Regions from separate parts of the Homo sapiens genome. Here all the other regions are linked to region 1. The links are chromatin loops, found by intact Hi-C in ENCODE. Cell type or tissue: PC-3. All regions are shown on one strand. Each heading gives the region's core, and the rest is flanking DNA. Links, peaks and the distances in the headings are about the cores only.

What was found. A loop is a pair of places that touch in the nucleus more often than their neighbours do. Peaks named below come from ENCODE experiments on the same cell type or tissue, not always from the same donor. Only the 100,000 strongest peaks of a DNase experiment are listed, where the experiment ranks them.
Region 2: it touches region 1 in a loop (3-fold over the local background); 10 of 110 quality-filtered maps call a loop at or near these places.
Region 3: it touches region 1 in a loop (3.0-fold over the local background); 6 of 110 quality-filtered maps call a loop at or near these places.

Annotation. Positions count from the first base shown.
Region 1 is chr2:161,411,113-161,419,199 of GRCh38, reverse strand. TBR1 (T-box brain transcription factor 1) reads right to left here and starts at 2,903. Exons shown (of 6, transcript NM_006593.4): 1 at 2,098-2,903; 2 at 1,370-1,524; 3 at 878-999; 4 at 150-308. The coding sequence starts at 2,789. PSMD14 (proteasome 26S subunit, non-ATPase 14) reads right to left here. Exons shown (of 12, transcript NM_005805.6): 12 at 7,483-7,898. The coding sequence ends at 7,800. RefSeq lists enhancers at 2,155-2,777, 4,539-4,688 and silencers at 4,199-4,248, 4,319-4,488. In PC-3, for the core only: a CTCF peak has its summit at 4,614; no DNase peak of the experiment used is centred there; H3K4me3 peaks cover 2,315 bases.
Region 2 is chr2:161,943,816-161,948,815 of GRCh38, reverse strand. It overlaps SLC4A10 (solute carrier family 4 member 10), which reads right to left. Exons shown (of 27, transcript NM_001178015.2): 17 at 1,089-1,250. Among named protein-coding and RNA genes, the nearest start is that of DPP4, 130 kb to the left of the region's middle. In PC-3, for the core only: a CTCF peak has its summit at 2,101 (motif pointing right); no DNase peak of the experiment used is centred there.
Region 3 is chr2:161,219,826-161,227,912 of GRCh38, reverse strand. It overlaps TANK (TRAF family member associated NFKB activator), which reads right to left. Exons shown (of 8, transcript NM_001199135.3): 5 at 3,922-3,998; 6 at 3,167-3,282. It overlaps PSMD14-DT (PSMD14 divergent transcript), which reads left to right. Exons shown (of 4, transcript NR_110593.1): 4 at 4,430-4,655. Among named protein-coding and RNA genes, the nearest start is that of LINC01806, 21 kb to the left of the region's middle. In PC-3, for the core only: CTCF peaks have their summits at 4,365 and 4,568; a DNase peak (open chromatin) is centred at 4,582.

The sequences.
Region 1 (8,087 bases), core at 1,624-6,623:
CGAGCCCTAAGCCTTAAAACGCACAGCGGAGCCAGCTGTTGCTGATGTTAGCGCTGCTAGTACCCTAGCCTTGCATGGCGGGAGAATGTGAGAGGGTGGGAGAGATGTCTGTGCCGCCCGCCTCGCCCCCAGCCCCTAGGTCTCCTTACATCCGTGTTCTGGTAGGCGGTGACGGCGATGAACTGAGTCTCAGGGAAAGTGAACGTCTGCACGCGGCCGGGCTGGCTAGTGTCCTCCGTGCCGTCCTCGTTCACTTCCACCACATGCAGGCGGGGCTGGTACTTGTGCAAGGACTGTAAAACCACCATCTGTCCGGCGGGAAGAAAGGGGAGCGCCGGGTGGCGTGTTAACGCGGTCGCTGTGCGCGTGGCTGTGTGCGCCCGGCTGCGCGCCCGGGCCGGCGGAGGCAGCCTGCAGCCCGCCTTCCAGGCTAACTGACCGCGGGACTCGCCTGGCTGGCGGCTGGCTGGCTGGGGCAGACCGGCTTTCGCACCTCTGGGAGCGAAGATAAGCCGGGGCACCGGAAAAAAGGGGGAAGCCGACCGCCCGATCCTCAGGGCCCTTCTCCTAGTCCTCCTGTAAGGAGGAACAAAGATTTCCACAACCTGCAGATCTTGTGGGGTTTCTTCTCAAAATCAATCAGTATTAGTACTTGGGAAGGTCGGGCACTCCAAAATTGGGCCGACGGAGGTGTTGCCAATGAGAACAACTTTACAGATTTAATATAAATTTGGAGGGTGGAAATACAATTTTTAAGTCTTTTTAATGAAGCAAAGAAACGTGTATCCAGTTCCATATGCTGCTTTACACTGACGAACTGGATGTCAGGGAGGAAGGGGTGAGAGAGAGAGAAAACACGAGCGCTTGAGCCACTGACCTGCCCATTGTTATTTGAAGCTCCTTTGTTGTTCGTAAGTTTTAATTTTCCAAAAGAGATTTCTTGGCGCATCCAGTGAGCCCCAGTGTTGGGGGAATCCGGATGCATATAGACCCGATTTCCTAGAGAAAGAAATACATTGTTTACATATGCCCCTGGCACTGCCCAGTCCCAGCTCCTCACCACGTAGGACACACACACACACACACACACACACACACACACATACACACACCTTACTCCACCATGAAGCCCATTAACTGGGGCTTTTTTAGGCCATTCTTTCTTCCTATTAACTGGGGGTGATTAAAATAGCTTTTGCATAATCCTCCCCCTTCTCGCAGCTCAGTCTGTCCCCCTGTCCCCCTCGTTTCCTTTTAGAAGTCATTGGCCGATCGTTTTAAAAGTCGCTCGAGCCAGTCCACAAAGGCTTTAATTAATCATTCTCACCTAAATAAGTGTCAAGAAAATGTGTTAATTGGAAGGACTTGCCTTGCACATTGGTGTCCGCTTTGCCGCAAGGAACCCATTTGCCTCCTTGAAACCTCCAGTGATTGGGATCCGCCAAAATCACATCCACAAAAATATTGTAATGAGCCGTGGGATCGAGACCAGAAATGTTAAAACTTAAAAAAGGAAACATGCGCCTATTTAAATTAAGGGGTGGGGGGAGAAAACAAGGAAAAAAGAAACATAAATGTTAAAGATTAAATGCAAGAAGCGGGGCGCCAGTTAGCAAAGCAAAACTTGTACTTGCAGCAAATAGGCGAATATTTGCTGGATTAGAAAAAGGGTGGTGGGAGAAGAAAAGAAGTGCAACCCAAATCAGGGAGAGCGGCGGGTGAGCTGGAGTGGGAAGGTGGCAGTTATCACTGCCCAGGTGGAGAGCGAGGTTGGCGACCTGCGTCTCCACCTGTCCGTGCATGCCAGTGTTGATGCGTCCCTCCCATCGCCCAGCCGCTGGCCAGGGCTCTTCCTTTTTCTTGCCTTCCTCTGGCCACTGACTGGCTCTCCCACTATGTTCCTAGAACGGGGTCCCCCCCACCAACATCACCCTGGCGGTTATCCCTTCCACTTTCCCCCTTTCCAAAACTAGCCAACTCTAGGGCGCCTTCCACTCCGCTCCCGACCCCAAATCGTCGCTGCCGCGGCAGTCACAGCCTAGGTGCACTTGTCCCCGGCTGCGCCTAGAGCAGCGGCAGCCAAAAATGTAGTATTACCTTCCCTGTTTGGTGATGATCATCTCCGTTTGGTGCCGGTGAAATTTCAGCCAAAGGGGCCTGTTGCACAGGTACACCTGTGCTTTGCCGGGCACCAGCCCCGGCTGGGTGGAGGAGAACTGGTAGAACGGAGCTCCTTGGTAGGAGTGGCCGTACTGCTGTGGGTAGGGGTAGCCGGCCGTGGGGTATCCCTGCGGCGAGGAGTTGGACAGGAGGCTGTTGTAGGCTCCGTTGGTGATGACCGGGTGGTGGGCCATGTAGCGGCTAGGGCTGCCGATGGAGAAGGCGGGGTGCGCCGGTCCGTGCTGGCCGGGGTACGGGAACATGGCACTGGGAGCAGTGGCCGCAGACTGTGGCTGGCTGGACTGAGAGAGGAGGTAGCGATCTGCAGCAGAGCCATCGAAACTGTGACGAAGCTCAGAGACCCCGTCCAAGACAGGAGAGAGTTTACTTCTCTGGACGTCCCCTGGTGAGTCCTTGGAGTCAGGAAAATTGTCTGTATCTGACTGATTCGTCATCCCCCTGGTAATTTTTTTCAAAGGTGAACTTCTCTCCAGGTTGTCAGTGGTCGAGATAATGGGATGATCGTGCAAGACAAGCTCGGATCCGCCTGAATGTGGGTAGCTGCTGCTCACATTGAGAAATTTCTTGGAGAGCATGATAGAAGGAGAAAGGCAGTGCTCCAGCTGCATAGCTCTAGAACCTGAACACTCGCCCTCCCGTCCCTGGTTTTTAAAGTCCTATTTATCATAAACTAGAAATCCACAGACCCCCTCACTAGACAGAAAGCACTTCAACCAGCAAATGCTTCTCAAAGGTTTGATTTACTTTTTTTTTTCCCTGGGAGAAGAGATTGGCCAATTGACACTATGCAGCAATCAGAAAAGGCTCACTTTTGATCTTGCTGCTTGTGCAGCCGATGAAACGGCTCCTGCCATTGGTTAGCTGCTGACAGTAATTTAATTAGATAGACATTAATTAGGATAATCACCTGGCTCCTGGTAGCGACGATCATGGCAAATTGAAGGGGATGATTTTATTGTTGGCTTGGGGGGTGGGGAATGTGTGTTGGTTTACGTGAGCACTGTTGTGTCACCTTTAAGCTCTGTGACCACTGCTTTAGGAAGATTCAAAGATGTGGAATTTACTAAACATTTCCTACCTTCCCCCCCTTCCCCCCTTTAGAGCGGAGGGGCGGAGGAGGGAATTCGACGATGCTAGGAGACTTTTCGGATCTGAATGAGCCAAATATTCAGTTGAATGTAACGATTTCAAGTGCAAAGTATACAAAGCGCGAGCCGGTGGCCTCTTCTCGCCCTGTAAAAGTTCCAGAGTCTGTCTTTTCCAGCTAATACAAAAGCACACAACACCTGAGCTGGTGCTTTGTGAGCAGATCCTACATGTCCTCGGCGCCCCCACCCCCACCTTTTAAACTGCAAACATAAATAAATAAATCCCTGCTGCTGAGAGCCACAGCGACAAGCAGAAGGGGGGAGGAGAGGGGGCGAAAAGCAGCAACTCACCCACCAATCCACCCACCTCAGGAAGGTTCGGTTTCTTGGTTGAGTACAGAAACAGTGACAATCTATGATCTCCTTTTTAAGTTTTGAAATAATCATAAGCTGTCGGGCTGAAATGCCTTAATGTATTTGCAGTGATGTTTACCGGCTCTTTATTAAATATTTTATCAGCGCACTTGGTTGCAGATTATCTGAAGAACATCTAACTGGGGGCAGGCGCCATGCATCCTTCTCGTCCCTCTGCATTTCCTTCTCTCTGAGGTACTGGCTTGGCGACAGGTTCAAAAGCCTCGCCAGGAAAAGAGAGGGCCGAGTCCCCGTGCAAATGGGCTCGTCAGAAGCGCTGATCTGGGGAGACAGAGTGGAAGTGGTGTCAACACAGTAATCGCTACTGAAAACGTGTGTGTGTGTGTACGTGTGTGTGTTTAATGTTTATATAATCTGGAGGGGAGAAAAAGCATCCATGCCAATAATTTTTAAAAGGAAAAAGAATCTAAAGAGGAATAGAAAAAAACCAATTTAAAAAGATGTTGGCACAAATAAATAGCACGAGGCCCGAAGAGACCCCGAGGTGTAGGGAGGAAGTCTCCCAGCACCGGCTCTACAGAGGAGCCCAGCCCTCGGCCTGAGCCAGAGGGCCAAGAGCGGCAGAGGCTTTTTATCTGCCCAAAGCTGCCTCCCGCGGCCCGGCGCTCGCTGACCTGCCCTCCCGCGGCTTTCCTCCCGGACGCCGAGCCGCGCGGGAATGAGCAGGAGGAGCGCCGCCCAGAGCTCCGCTCGGCCCCGAGAGCTGGCCGGCCCGAGGGCGGGCTCCGCCCGGGAGACTGAAGGAGCAAGGGGTGAGCTGCGTCTGGCGCAGACCCCAGGGGCACACGCTCTTCCCGGGCTGGAGGAGCGGCCTGGGCACCTCAGCCGGGGGAGCCTCTGGCTTCGAGCGAGCGCGTCTGTCCTACCCGGGCCGGGGCAGCTCCCGGAGTGAGAGCAGCGCCTGGGGACATTGGGTGGGTCCTGAGCATGGGCGGAGACGGGTTATCCAGACTCGCCGCTTCGCCACTGTGGTGCATTTTCAGAGCTGCGCCTCGGTGGGCCGAGCGGTCAGCGCTGAGCCGAGACTGCGCCCCTCCAGGCGGGCTGAGCGCCTTGGCTGCAGAGGGCACCAGCTGCGGCCTCCATCAACGCGCCGCGGGCAAGGCCCTGCGCTGGCGGCCTGGGCAGGGCAGGTTGTTGACCAGATGTCCCAGACTAAAGCCGAGACAATTTTCTGGGATAAAAAGAGAGCCAGACCCATTTTTCCTTTCGAAAGCAAACCTCAGCTCCTGGCCAGGAAGCTTCATAAACAAGCAGTCTTAGCTGTTGAATCGTTGGGGTGCGGGGGAGGGGAGTAGGGGATGCCATTTGACACTTGTTTTTCTGCCCTTGACCTTCTACTGCCATTTGCCCTCATGAGAGGCTTTTGACCTCTTGACTACTTTTGGCTACTTTTGTTTCCTTCTTTCTCCATCTTCAACTTCTCTGTCCCTGAGTGCCTCTCCCTCCGGTGCTTCGGAAGACAGTACTTTCCTCCGTTCTCAGTGGGACAGAGCCTTAAATGTGTAGAGGTGAGACATCACCTGGGCTCTTTTTGAGGCTTTGCCATTCTCGACACCCTAAACTGTTTTTTTTTTATGCTAAATTGAAATGTTAAGGTGTTAAAGGATAGAAAAGGGAAAGAGTGCACCTCCTTCAGAGTTTTTAAGGAATTGAATTGATGTGCTCTCTGACCCACTTTGGATTATCAGTACCAAATTCAGTGATTGCTCACATATAGGGTATGCCTTGAATTTATATATACTAAGGAAAATGAAGGCTTTCCTCAGAATCACCACATGTGCCTGTGAACCGTACTTCTAAAAGAAGGCCAGGGCTTCTCAAACCTTAAAGTGTATATGAACCACACCAGGATTCTTTATTATGATTCAATAGGCCTGGGGTGGGGCTTGCTTTCTGTATATATAACGAATTTCCATAAGACCCAGATGCTATTGGTCCAGGCAGATGACACTTTGAATAGTGAGGCCGGAGCTTTCAGTGCCCCCGTATTAGTCTGAGAGAAAAGCAGGGACATTTCTGCACTAGAGACAAACAGTTTTGTTTCCAGAGCTGCTTTACCTCTGCATGATGGAGGGGTAATTGCGTGCACATGTGCGCGCATACATATACAGTCTTAAACAGCTTACTAAGTTTGTGATTAAATGCATCTTTTCAGTGCCTAACTGGGCCTGGGACATCAGGCTGCTGCGAAAATAGCTGTACATTCCAAGACAAAGGTGTTCACTGAGCCTTGCCTCTTAGGGCATCTTGATTTTGATCGACTCCAAATCTACAAAAAGTAATGTAGGTTTTTGCTAGCAAAGATTTTGACAAGGTTCTGAAACTGGGAATGTCACCAACATGAACTAAGTGAGAGTAAGTGGTGTGTGGCTATAGGGAGTCCAGGAAGATGGGGTGATCAAATAAGGGCAAAAAAACAGGCAAGGTAAGCCTTTCCAGTCACAGGACTCAGGATATTTTCAGAGGACTAAGTAGAAAACAAAAACAAAAACAAAAAAACCCTTTCAACCCAAATATTGAGAATAGTTCTTGAAATGTTAAGGCCTTCTTCTGAGGGCACTGTACCCCCCAAAAAATCATTGACTAGCACTCATTAACAACATCTGTGAAATAAGTTATAGAATCTTATTTGCAAAGGGAAAAATCATATCCAAAAAGCCTGCACACAAGTTTGAATTAGGCAAAAGAAAATTTCACTAACTTCCACTTATATTTGAATTTTAAATGGTTAAATGTAATCCCAACAACTTAAATTAATACATATTACATGTCCTACATAAAATATACTGTCACTATATCTGAAACAGTAAACCACAGGACAAGCAAGAAATGCTCAGAATACTTCTTACTCCACCAAAAAAGATACTGTGAAACATACTGGGAATTTAAGCCATTTTGACTTTCAGTTTCTGGTAACTTCACTAGGGAACCAATAAGAGCCTAGACTTGTTCCAGTAGGACAGTAATTTGATCTATCACAGCACTCATAACAGTTCTAGTAGGTTAAGTTAAATTGCAAGTCCATGTAAAACATTCCTTTAATGAAGCTACAGTAATACTCTCACCATATTTTCACAAGGGTGCAGACTAGAATTAGATCTTTGTCTCTGTATCTTTTGCCATACAAATGGTATAATCAGTATGGTTCTGAACCGTAAGTAATAACAGGGGCAGTTACTTTTGTACATCACATTAGAAGTTGGTATTAGCCATTTTTTTTTCTCTATTAGAAAACTGGGTAGTCCTAATTTAGAAAAGATGAGACCAAACAATAGCAAAATTATTGCTTATAAGCTTATATTAAACTCACATTATGACTACTTTTCTCATTTTGCTTTTTAGACATATACTTTCTGTGGCTATTTTAGATGAAAGTCCAGTAGAGTTTGCAGCAGCCAATTCCCAGTTTCAAAACTGTTGGTAGAAATGTACTCTTTTAAAACATGATAAAGTCTAAATTAAAATTGCTCCCTTTTCTTTGTAAATGTACTCTTCCAAAATCCTAAAAGTATGTTTATAAGATAGTGAGTATACAATATTTAGCTTATGACAAATGCTAATAAAATGTCAACATTTTTTCTGAGTTACTCACTAATTAGGTAGCCACTCATTAATGGAAATCATTATACATCTGTGAAGTTTTATCACACTGATGTTTTATGTGTTGTAAGATCTTAAAATGCAAACGGAAACATATCTTTGTGTGAGATTTCTAGACCACTGTCAAATGTTATTCCATCAATCCCACCCATTGCCAAAAAGATCTCAGGAGGCATAGACTGTAAATGTATTTTATTTTGTAAGTGACAATCAAAATATATTTGTGCTACTGATTTTTTCAAATATTAAATGGGATCTTAACAAAATTTGTCCACTTTGATGTATTCATGTATAACTTTAGAATCTGCAAAGACCCTGACTAAAGAAACAGAAGTAATTGCACAACTGAGACTGAAGGTGTTACAGTGCTGCAAATGATGCCAGATGTCTTACATTTAGCCAAGTACACCTTCAGAGGTCCCTTGATTTTGAGCATTAGGAACAACAGAGGAATATACACTGAAGGCATCATTAATAGCGTTTTTCGTTGCTTTATTTAAATACGACAGTATCCAACATAGCTGCTAAACACTGGACAATATTTGAGGTCATAAGTACATCCACATGTTCCTCCAAATGACGTTTGGGGTCCTAAAAGAACAAAAATGAGGAAAGAGAAAACAGAACCATATTACTGGTAGATAAATTACTTAAATTTTTTTCAGTAGCTGATGAAACTAGTAAAGAAAGCCAGACCTTACTTAAATATTTTACAATTTAACTTTACTAGTATATTGTTACATTCTTAGAATTTCTAAATCAAAAAGTTAAGTAGCTAAT
Region 2 (5,000 bases), core at 1-5,000, 530 kb before region 1:
ATGGGCAGAATTTGGCTGGATTTTAGGGATCTCTTTCACACAGGTAACACTTTAATATGATAAACTTGAAGCATCATAAAATAAAATTATCTGTTCTTATCAAAGAAACATAATGTTTTAGTTTATCTAGAATATAAGCATGACAGTTGGGAATGTACACAACAGAGTGGGCAAATTTAAAATTTATTCTATGTGAGCCAATTTTTAAAGCCATTTCTCATTTATAAAGCCAATTCTGAGCAAATATTCACATATAATTATTATCCAGATCTAGTTTATTTTAAGATGCCTTTATGACATACACACAAGCATACACAAAATGCTTAAGATTATTGTTTCAGCTTAGAAAAATGTTTTTGTATTAATCAGACTAAGATTTTTGGGGAAATAAATGAATCTTCCACCTTAGAGAAGAAAGTGGTGACAAAAAAGAAGCCCCCTTCGGAAGGAACAGTTCTTGAAATATTTTTCCAGAGTGGAATTTTGATCATAATCTATAGCTCATCCCTCAGAAGCTTGTTTCCTTGTTTCTTTTCCTTTTTTTAAATTTTTTTTGGCGGAATCAGACATTATAGGTGTTACTTTGCAGTGTTAAATATTGAACTAAGCTGTTTCTCTGTTTACTTTCCTTTCCAAATATGCAGATGCAAACGTGGTGGGTTAGGGGGAGGGACTGACGGTTTAAACATTGAAAAAGAGAATATTGTTCCAATGAGTCTTGCCGGGGCTTCCCCAATTAGAGAATGTAACATAGGCTCCTCTGAGGTATCTGTCAGGCTGGAATAGTTCCCACTGTTCACTGGGCAAAAAAGTGACAATCAGTAATGCAGTGTGTGCTGTGAATTTCCAAAAACGTCAGTAGGAAAGTAGGAGTTGATCCGTGGGGTTTGCAGTTAGGAGAAAAGCCTGCATATGCACTCCCAGCACCTGCATCACAAATTCTTTCTCTTCAGCCCCTCATCTCACTCCACAACTAACCTGGCAGCTCACTCACACAAAAGCCTTTCAGTGGCTCCTTTTATTACATCAATTACTCTTTCTTTTGTCCTATGTTATTTTACATTTAGATCAAGAAATAGTCTAAGTACCTTGGTTGGAAAATATCTGCTAGTCTTGAACTGCTTCAGGGTGGCTGACAGAGTAACTGTGGAAAAGAACAGGATCACAGACCAAAATAGAACATCTGGAACATATGGGTGATCATGGCCACAGGCCCGTCCAACATACTCTCCATGCAATGATTTGCATTCCTGCCAGAGGAAGTAAAACAAATGGAGCTACTAAGAAAAAACCGGACACATTTCTTGCAGAAAACTAACACCTTCTGATCAATTGTAGTTCAGATGCTGAGGCTTTTCCTTTATGGCTCTCACAATGATTTAGCAGGCATTACATTACGAGTTTCAAGTTCAACTTGGATGGGTGGTGAGAAATATGCAAAGGTTTATGAAAAATTTGAACATGAACTGCTTTTTAAATTTAAATGTATAAAACGATTGATTTACCAATTAATTAGTATGTATTAAATCTAATATCTACTAAGTTCCTAACACGAGATATATTGAAAATATGACATATGTAATAGTGATTGGTTACTAAGGTCAGACACTATGCCCAGCTATTTAAATACATCATTTAAATTACTTTTCACACCAATACCATAAAATATGTTCATGCTATTATTAATATTCCATGTCTGAGGAAACTGAAGCATAAAGGGGTTAAATAATTTGTTGTGGCCTCACCACTGGTGGGTGGCCGCAGAGCTGTGATACAAACACGATTTCTGCAGTGAGATTATTATTGCTTATTGACTAAGAACAATGACTTTGTAGAATTATCTAGTCCAAAAGCTGCCAAGAAAGATGAGAAAGGCAACAAGAAAACTATGACATACAATGACTGAAATGAACTTGTAAGTCAAAGATGGGACTATCGAACTTGGACTAAAGAACAAATGAAATAAAATTACTACATGAGCAAGGCAAAGCTCATATTTACTATGACTTCTCCATGGATTATTTTTTCTTCTGCAACTGTAGTTCTGTAAGAGCCTGAAGAACTATTTCTAATTACTGCCTTAGCCATGAGGTGGCAGCAAAGTCAAAAAAATTTTTTTCCTCCAGGAAAAACTGAGCATTTCAAACAAATATTTTGAATGAAAAAAAGTTATTTTAAACTTACTTTGGTTTATCTTATTTAAAAATTAGATTACTAAAGTATTTTTACATTTCAAAACAGGAAATAATGGTTTAAATGATCCAGTGATCTCATTAGTCCTTGAGATATTCTTGCCCTGAACATAAATTGAATTGCAGAGAGATCTTGGAGACAAATATGAACTGATAGATTGATCACAAACACAGAGTCTGCCCAACTTTAGGCCTGAAATCTTTGTAGAGCAAAAAGTAAATACACTCCAAAGATTGTAGAATAAATTACAAATAGCTACACTGTCATCTGAAAACAAACAACTAGTAAAATCTACTTGGAGTTGCTAGCTACCCTAAGCCTGAGAGTCTTGAGAAATATAGTTAATACACCTTATTATTGTCTTAAAGAATCTGTCTCCTTTTCTAATTTAACTGCAAACATCTTCCTTGATAGGCAAAGTTAAATTCCAATTATTCATGTTAAGCTAATACAGAGCACAGCAACTTGGCTAATTGAAAAACCACAGAAAAATCCCCCAGGCCTTAATTAAAGTTTTAATTTTCCTTCTTTCAAAATGCTTTAAAAATAGATAAGGTGGCAAAAATGAATCCTTGTGTTTTTCATCCTCTTCTGCACCTGTCCAGAAATGCTAGCAGAGCAATTATTAAGCAATATAATGGGTAGCAAAATTGCTACATAGAAAAAGGAGCTAAAAGTTCCATGATAAACACATTATCTATAAATTTGTGAGCATCTTTTGTCATTTCTGCAGGTATAAAAGTCATTTGGCGGGATCTTGTTCTCAATTCTTAAGAACATAGATGACATTTAAAGGGTTCCTTAGCTGTCTTACACTCTATAATTTGCCAATGGTCTGCCTAATTACATTAATTCAAAGCATATTTGAAAATGTTATTTATTTTCTCTTTGGGAGGAAACAAAATGCTAATTTTAAAAGAGAAAAATTGTGACCTGCTAAATTCAACAATTATTTTCAGATTTATACTAATTGTATCCCCAATACACACACAGAGGCACTCACACATGCACACATACATACATGCACACATACACACAGAGTAAGTCCTGAAATTTAGAAATGAAAACCAAATCCAAATCCTGCTCTCGTTTTTTGAGTCTAACATATGGTTTCAGTTACAATGGGTACTCAAAAAATGCTTGTTGACAAACTGATTTCTACTAATTACTCTTCAAACACATTCTAAGTTTCAGCAATTCTATAAGTTGGCAAAAATTAAGTTAGAATAAGAAATTAAAGTTGGCATTAGTGTCCTGCCCCTTATATATGTACAAGCTAAATATGTAATTCAGGCACTGAAACACCAAATGCTGGTTAACTGCTTATGAATATTTTAAATCTTGCCTAAGGATTTCTTATAAAGGCTGATTTTTGAGATACTGACAAATATATATATATATATATATATATATATATATATATATATATATATATATATACACACAAACTTAAGTACTCCAGTTTGCCATAAATATTTGCATTAAATAGTAAGATGAAACTGTTTCAAACAGACATTAAGTACTTCTATCAAATGTTTGACACTTACTATGCATAGAGCAGTTTGGGAGAATCAGAGAAAACTAAAGTTCTTTGCCCTTGCTGAGTTGGCAAGGTATAAATTATAATTCATGAGATATGTAACAAACAACTCAATAAAACATTACAGGACCTGCCAAACAAATAATATGTAAATTAAATGTTATGTCACTATTTTAACAAAATTAGTTGTGATAGCCACTAGTTCAGTGCTTTATTAATAAAATATTTTTGATGACATTATGAATATATTGAGGAAAAAATTCAGCATAACAATTAGACAAAAATTTTAATGGTCTTTTTTTGACTTAAAAATTACAAGATTGTTTTCATTATATAGTATTCCCTCTGGTGATAAAGACTGTTTCTGGTCAAGTTTAGCAATTATCCATTGCAAAAACTGCTTTTAACTAATGAAAAATAATATGAAACTTTCTGCTCAAATGTTAACACCTAGTACAAAACTTTTTAAAATGACAAAAAAAAAGAGAAAAAAACCAACAACCCCACAATGCTGTATTTGCTTTAATTGCAAAATATTTTTCACTATTCTACTTGACCTCAAAACTCAGGGTATCTAACTCACAGCTAGCCTGATAACTGTGCTGTATGTCTGCTTCTTAGAACTCTCAAAATTCAAGATTTGCTAATACATAGAAGGAATATTATTATTTAGTATTAAATTATTCACATAATACAAAACACATATAGAGTAAATTATCATGTTATATAACTTAGAGATGGGATCATTTGGGTTTTCATATTGAAGAAGACATCAAGAGGCTCTGTAAACATAATATAGTTTACCAAAGAAAGTGTAGACAGAAGACCCACTAATGATTTCATTAATCATGACCCCATGTCTAAATTCTGAATAACTATAGTGTTTTTTCTTGATCAGCTCATCAATTCTTTTATTGTTCAGTTTAAATGGCTCTTTGAGTGGAAGCAGACTGGCAATGTTATTTTTCTAGGGAAAAATAGGTGGAACAGAATAAATGTTAACAATAACAAAAGAAAACAATAAGAGTAACTGAAGGCTTATTCTACAGAACACAGCTAGGGTAAGAATAGAAGTAGTAAAATATAGGTCAAGATAGAATTTTAAATAAAGAGTAAGTAATTTGATTTCAATTTTGAAAGAACATATTCAATAGAGAAAATCAAGAATATAGTCAATAGATCATATGCTCTTTACAAGAATCATGTTTAGAGTTTTATAGTATCTGTACAACAAAAAAGATTTCTATGCTCACTAACTAGACAACTT
Region 3 (8,087 bases), core at 1,678-6,677, 190 kb after region 1:
GGATTTCTTTAGCCTCTGAGGTTCTTAAAGTCCATTAACTCTCGAGTAGTCATTTTCCCTGGCAGTAGACTTGAAAGTGGTAGGAAAGTCTAGGAAACAGTACTGTCTTTGTAGATGACATTTGCTACTTGCAAATAACAAATCAGGAAAACCAACTGTTGAGGTAATCAGATTCTGTAACACCCGAAGAGGAGAGACTTATCAAATGATCTTCACAAGGAGAACAAGGTGAATGCTGGAGAATCTGCTGCTGCTGCTGCTAATGGAAATGACTATTAACATTAATAGCACTTCCACATGGCATGTACTATTATAATAATTGTATGTACATTAATTCATATAATACTCAAAGTAATCCTGAGGCAGGCACTATTATTATCCCCACTTTACATGTGAAGAAACTGGTTGGAGAGGTTAATTCAAAGGCCACACAACTATTATAGTAAGTGGTAGATCTGCCACTGGAACCCAGGCAACCTAACTGTAGATTTGTGCTCTGAACCATTAGGCTAAATTGAACATGTTGGTTTCTATATATAGAGAGAAGTCCCCAAATTGACAGAAATGTGCTTTGAATTATTTTTCTAGCAGTTGATCTATCCCCGCTGTGAACAAAACGAGGAGAAATCAAACAGCTCTAAAAAAACAGATATTTTCTTTCAGCAAAGCTAGCTGGCATAAAACTCAGCCACATTAAAATAATCTGAGTTAATCTGCTCAAGCAGTGAGAGTTAATATCTATTAAAAAAATTTAAACCTTACATTCCTAATGCTACTAGAAATCTAAGCTGAGACAACTTAAAACTCAAATGAGATGCATGAAAGCACTTGTCATCCTGACACCATATTGAGAAACATGATCAGGTGAGCAAATAGCTTTTCTATTTTGTCTATTTTAAGACTACTTAGCTTTGCAAGGAAAAAGTAAAATGGGAAATATTTTTAGATTTCCCAGTTTTAAATACAGGCTATCCATTTAGTTACTTCTCAGTATAATCACGTTGTATATTGACAAAAGAAAAAGACCTCATGGTTGTTTATTACCCTTCTCATGGATGTTTGTTACCCTTAATCCTATATTCTTCCTTCCCAATCTCTACTGAAATTGGACACTCCTTTATGAACCAAACAGTACTTTATTTGAAGCTATGGATAAACATACATTTTATCTTTATCATTTCTTAAGTCTACTGCCATATGTAGATGAGTAGAAAAAACAAAGTAATAATAAATAGGAAATGTAGAATTCTACTAACTCAGTATTTTCAAATGAATCATATCTGGTTATTTAAAAGTAAAAATCAAATTTTAATACAAAATAACATAGGGACAATACACGTACTCTTCCCAGATATATTGTGCAAATCATATTCAAAATAGTTCTTCTATATTTTTATACAGTGTAGCATACATACTTGGAAACCCTGAATAGGCATCTTTTCAAAAAATATTTTTTCCTTTCTCCTTTTGATATACCACTGTCAGAGTATAATATTTATTTTGGTTTCTCTTTGGACCCCAGCAAAACTTCACTAGAGTCTGTAGCACAAAATATTTTGAGAATAATGTACTTATTATTTGTGACACTGTTAATATAAAGCATAAAAATAAGGCATCAGGAAGCAGTTTTAGTGGAGAAGAAATTGAAGTTAAATACTCAGTGTTCTAGCTGACAGACACATACTCAGATTTAGACCTGTGCAATTTAAAAATGGTCAAAGTATTAAGCCATTGATAATGAGATAAGTTTTCTGTGTAACAAAGAATATATCACCATTACAATGCCTTGAAAAGATGTTGATGTTCAAAAAAGCATGTTTATGAATTCTAGGTACTACATCTCCATAGCTAGCATATTTTAAACAGAAATAATTCATTTACTTCAGAGGTACCTAGTTATCTTTAGTCCATACAAAAGATCAATTTCTCATGAAAATGACAAAAATTAAGGTGAAGAAAAGAGTTGTTTTTGGGGAGGTGGGGGAAGGGAGAGAAAGAACCAAATTATGTCTGTCTACAAAGATTATTTTGTTTCTGTAATACCACATTGTGTAACTTTTCTGAAAATAAAATGGTAGTAGTAGCAAAAAGTGAATTTACACTATAAAATGATTTTAAATAGCCTAGATGTAAGAGCTGCAAGAAATGGAAAGTGATCTTTAATTAAAAGGGTGTTAGTCAGCAAGACTGCAACATCTCTCAGAGTGAAAACTGTAAATCACATCCTTTGGGAATTGTCTGCAGAATAGCTCAAATCACAAAGGTAAAGGAGAATTTATCATTATAAATGATCAGTTTACCTTCCTTTTGTTTGCAGAAGTGTTTGGTTGCCAGACCTAATCCCTTAGATTTTGCTATTCATATAGAACTACTGAAGCAAACACCAGGAAGCCAGTCTGGGGTTTTAGGAAAGGGTACAGCATTTACAAAACATACTATAACACATATGTAAAACAAATGTTCCTTCTAAATTATATTTTATACTAAATGTGTATTTTGTGCATTAAACACAACTAGCACTCAGGAAATTTGAGTGCCACGTTTTTATTCTTGAACCAAATGAGTTCAAAGAATTCTTGAGCCCAGGAGTTCAAGGCTGTAGTGCACCATCAGGCCTGTGAATAGCCACTGCACTCCAGTCTGGGCAACATAGCAAGATTCTGTATTGAATTAAAAAAAAAAGAACATTAAAAAAACATCTATCCATAGTGTATGTAATGCACTTTCAGGCAGAATTTACAAACAAACCTGATGTTATAATTTTACTTAGCTCATATAATATGGTAGTGTGGCTTCAAGGTCACTTATTAACATAAAAGTTAATGTTTAATAAGGTCCCCCAAAAAACAACTGAAAACTTTCAGGGATATAGTCTGTATTTATTTTGTATTTTTTTAAGGTGGGATGTCTCATTAAGATAATTAGTAATTATGTCTTTCAATTTAATCTATATAGTACCATATACAACAAAGAGAAAAAAACCAACAATTACACATGTAATACATTACAGAACTTACACAGCATGTACACATTCAAACATACGTGGATGAGGGGTAAATTACAGATGCTACACACTTAATAGGCATTCAGGAATATTTTCACATTCAAAAGGAAATCAATTTCAATCAAGCAAATCAATATTACTGTAAATTAAATTAAATCTTACCAGTTGCAGTGTCTGGTATATTAAGTTTGCTTAAGTGGTCTTTCTGTGCTTTTGCTAGCATGCATATTTTATGAAATTCTTCTTTCAGATCCCAGAAAGTCTTCTCTATATTACCCCTAAAAAAAAAAATCAACATTTTAAAATGTAAAGCTATAACTTCCAAGTTTTTTAAATAATCAAACTTATGTAGTACCATTTTATGTGCCACAAAATAATTATTTAAAAGTAAAAAAAAATTATTTTAAATTCCTAAACAATGTCCCCAAAATCAGCTTGTGTTTGTAGAGGGCCAGGCACAAAGTAAGTGATAAATTAAAAGTTTTAATACATAAATATAGTATAGTCTAGCATATCTACTTATTCATATATACACTAATGTTGGCTGTCTTATTCTCACATTAGAAATTTCAATGCATTGACTTTTGTTCTCTGCAAATATCTTAAATAGAATATTAAATATTCCTCATTTTGGTAAGGTTCACATTAGGAGCCATCCATATAAAGAAATACGACCTTAACACTTGGTCTATTGAAATAGTAGAGCTTTACAGAATTCAAGTTTTAGATTCAGCTCTGCTATTAACTGCATGACTTGTTTAGGTCATCTTTAACATGTAGGATTCTGGGGTTGGTCACTTCCACTTATTCTAAAAGGCTATTTTTTTTGCAATTGTTAAAGCTTAAAAAAAACAAATATAAAATATATTTCAGTATTGATAATTTTTAAGAGTTGAGAAAAAAGGATGTAGAACTACCTTTCATGGAGCAAAGGACTGCCAAGACTCCTTGCTGAAGTTTCTTTTCTAGGAGAAGAAACCTCTTGTCTTCTTACCTTAAACATACAAAATGATTACTATTACTACTTTAAATTGCTCCCAAATTCAAATGAGGTCGAGTAAAGAGAAAACACAAAGGAAATTTTATTTACCTTCCCTACTGAAAAATAACTTGAGACAGCTTATAGACCTATATGTAATATACAATTGATTTTTTTCTTTAAATGAGAAAAATCAAGGAAAAAGGAAAATGAAGAAGGAAAGTCTGAAGAGATGAAATATTTCTGGTAACTTCAATTACTATTTCCGGTACTGGTAATTCAAGAAATTTCTCAAATTCAACTATTGATCAAAATTGCTGCTCTGTTCACCAAGCACCTCATACGCTCAGAAACTTAGGGGGAAAAAAATCTATGTGTCTACTTCTTTTGATATTCAGTAAAAATGGCCTATATATTTAAATCAACGTGTTTGTCTTTTGTTATAGATTCTTTGCTGAAGAATGCAGCTGTATTAAAGGAAGAAAGAAAACCAAGCTACAGCTCCTTATAATTCAACAAGCATTTAAAAGATTTATAAAGATGGTGCAATTATGTATTTAAGCTGCTTCAACACAAGTTCTTGCCTTTCACTCCCACCCTGTGGCTTACACTGGTATTACATCTATTCTGACATTTAAAAATCAACATTAAAGAACATATTGTAATAATGTATTCTATGGTTTAAATATTTAAAAAATTTTACATCATACCTAGAAAGTGTTGTGTACTTTCTAAAGCTTATAAACTGAAAAGGATTTGAAGAATCCTAATACAGAATCATAAGTTATAATTCATCCAAAATTGTATAGTTCTTAAATTTCAAATCCAAACCAGTGGATATCTGTCTTTAGTGACATTTAGATTTTATTCAATTAAGGTCATTGTAGCTATTATAAATGGAAGATTTTACTTCATTGTGTCTTATCACTGAAGTACTTCACTCTTGCTTTTCAAAAGATTTCTTTCAATTTCTTCAGAGTCTTATTTGTTCTCTAAGACAAAGACTTGATTTCAGTTTGTTTTTCTTAAAATTAATATCTTCTCCAATTTATTTCCCAGTTTTTTCTAAATAAATACTTTAAATATATAGAGTATTATTTTTATAGTATCTCAGAATTAGTAAAATAAAATCTTGCCAATACAAACAATTTGTGATTTTATACATTATATTGTCAGACTGAAGTAAAATAAAGATTATTTTGTTGCTGCATATCATGTGTTTGACAAACATTCAGGTCATATATTCTTCTGGATTAAAACTGCTGTATTGAGCATTATAAGGCAGTCACATCAGAAGATATTTTCACATTCACAGTTTGTTTTTAAAAGTGGTAGACAAGGTTTTTCTATGGTGTTTTGTACAATTAGAACACTCAATGGATTTTAGTGTGGACTAGGAAGAAAGGCAACATTTTAAAGCTAGCCAGCCAGTCAGAACACTACAAATACGAAAACAAACTTTTAAAAGATTTTATTATTAAGTCTATATCAACAAAATCAGAGAAGAGGTATATTAAGAAAATACTTATATTTGATAATTTAATATGTCAAACAAATCATAAAATAAGTGATTATATATTAAATGGAATGACCTCCTTATAGTGAGCCAAGATTGTACCACTGCACTCCAGCCTGGGCGACAGAGCAAGACTGTCTCAAAACAACAAAAAACAAAACAAAAAAAAGAGTAATGCCCTGTAGTTTTAGCCTAAAACTGGAGATAGTTACAGAAAGTGGTAAAGATAGTGCTCCAAATTCCAAAGTCCTGACTTTGACATAAACTAGGAATGACTGCTTCTGAGATTAAAGAAGTATTAAAAAACTAATGGGGATGAAGAGGGCTGAAGGAAAAGATAGGAAAAAAATGACAAACCTTTGTCTCGCTTGGTAAATAATTGATGCTAACTTACTTCTGTGATGTTTGGATTTGATAACTAGTGTGGGTGAATTTATCAAGAAAAGATTCCTTTGGTGTATTGGCAGGAGGTAAAGGAGGACTCCTTAAGGAATTCCTATGACGTATCTAAACTAAGGTCTTCAGCTTCTTTGGGGTTAGAAACACAGCTCTGCTTACTATTATTTTTGTTTTTATTCTTATTGAAAAAAGTATTACTGGTTGTACTAGGCAATACACTGCACCTTTTATCATTCATGCCAAATAAAGCTGTTAGTATATTTCAAATGAAAATTCTGAGTTCCCGGTACCCAAGAAAAATCTTCAGAAAGGCACCTCTTAACATGTTACTTGGGGGAAAAAAAAAAAAAAAGTAAACGGTTTTCTGACAGACATTTTGAAGTCGGGTTTATTTAGAATGGGGCATAACATGTTAATGCTATTTTCCATTATAGCAGTCTGATACAACTTTCTGAAAACAATCATTAATTTTTCAAAGGATTTAGGATTAGTATAATCAATGGCAACTTCAACACTTTCCCAGAAACTCAGACTTTTTTGTCAATGCATTATCTTAATAAAGATTAATCAGTTTGTTGAGCATCTCAGAGAGTAAGATAACTTGTATTTTTCTTTCTATTCTCAAATATAATCCAAGTGGGCTCTGTACTGCAGGAAGATGAAGTTGTAACTTCAAATAAGAAAGCAAGGGAATTTTGAACATTATATTTTAGGAGATTTTAAGCATTAAATCATTCAAAAAATGAATTTATTTTGAGGTACTAAAACTTAAAATACTTAACATCATAAACTGTTCCAAGTACTAGTTTGGAAATGCTGAACTTGTGGAATGAATGCTGAAATAAGAGTTTTACACATCATACTTTTCATATACACTTCCAGTATGTCGCTGGGTAAGTCATTCAACTAAATCCATTAAGATAAACACATCTGAAACAGTTGGAAGATGTAAAATGTTTCCTTAAATTTCCTATGTGAATTGGGAGAATTTTGATTTAGTGTAAGTCAATTTAAGCTTCTCCCTAGATGGGTATTATATCAAAAATATATGTTCAAGGGACAGTTGAATATGCAGTGATATTTAAGGAGGAGAAAAAAAAGTGGTTAATATTTCATTAGTCCAAATCAGGCTTTATTATTGATGCAAAAATAATCAAAAATGTTTTTGTTTCCCATTCTAGGATATGTTAGATATCAACCTCTCAAAGAAAGAAATGTACATTTTCCTTAACACCTGCTTTTGTTATAGTTGATACTAAAAGTGAAATTATTTTATTCCTTTTATAAAAAATTGGAAAGATACAGAAAAGAAATAAAAATTGTCATTTGAAACCATATTTTTTCTTAAAAATTTTAAGCAATTAAAGTCAGCAAAATAAAATTGAGTTACAGAATTTTTTTTTCCTTTTTTGAGACAGAGTCTCGCTTTTGTTGTCCTGGCTGGAGTGCAGTGGCGTGATCTTGGCTCACTGCAACCTCCATCTCCTGGGTTCAAGCAATTCTCCTGCCTCAGCCTCCCAAGTAGCTGAGATTACAGGTGCTCGCCACCATGCCCGAGTAATTTTTGTATATTTAGTAGAGACAAGGTTTCAACATGTTGGTCAGGCTGGTTTCGAACTCCTGACCTCAGGCAATCTGCCCACCTCGGCCTCCGAAAGTGCTGGGATTACAGGCGTGAGCCACCGCGCCCAGCTGAGTTATGGAATTTTTAAAGATAATTCTGACTAAACTCTTTAACAAGATGTATATTCTCTCATATGTATGTAAGAAACCTAAACTTTAAAAGGCTTCTATTAAGTAAAGAAGGTTAGTTTTCAATGATACATATTTCACTTAACTCCAGTGTTCATATCAAAGACTCCCTTTAAACTTTAGTTACGATCCTTGCATGCAAAGGAATATTTATTTTTAGCTAGCTTAGGCAACTGAGTGTAGTCAATGTTTTATTTCGTTTCGGGATGAGGCTAAATAGAAATATGCTTTTAAAACAGAAACGAGAATCCTTACTTGGATCAATGTAAACCAAGAAGTAAGCCAAGGTGGGATGGGATGGATTGGTAGAGGGAATATAAACTATGGAATAGGTATAAATGTTAGCTTGATAAAATTCACTACAGAAAAAGGAAAAGTAAGTAGTAGGAAAAAAACTGAAAATAAAGATTCATTTGTCACTTAGATTTTTGAGAACT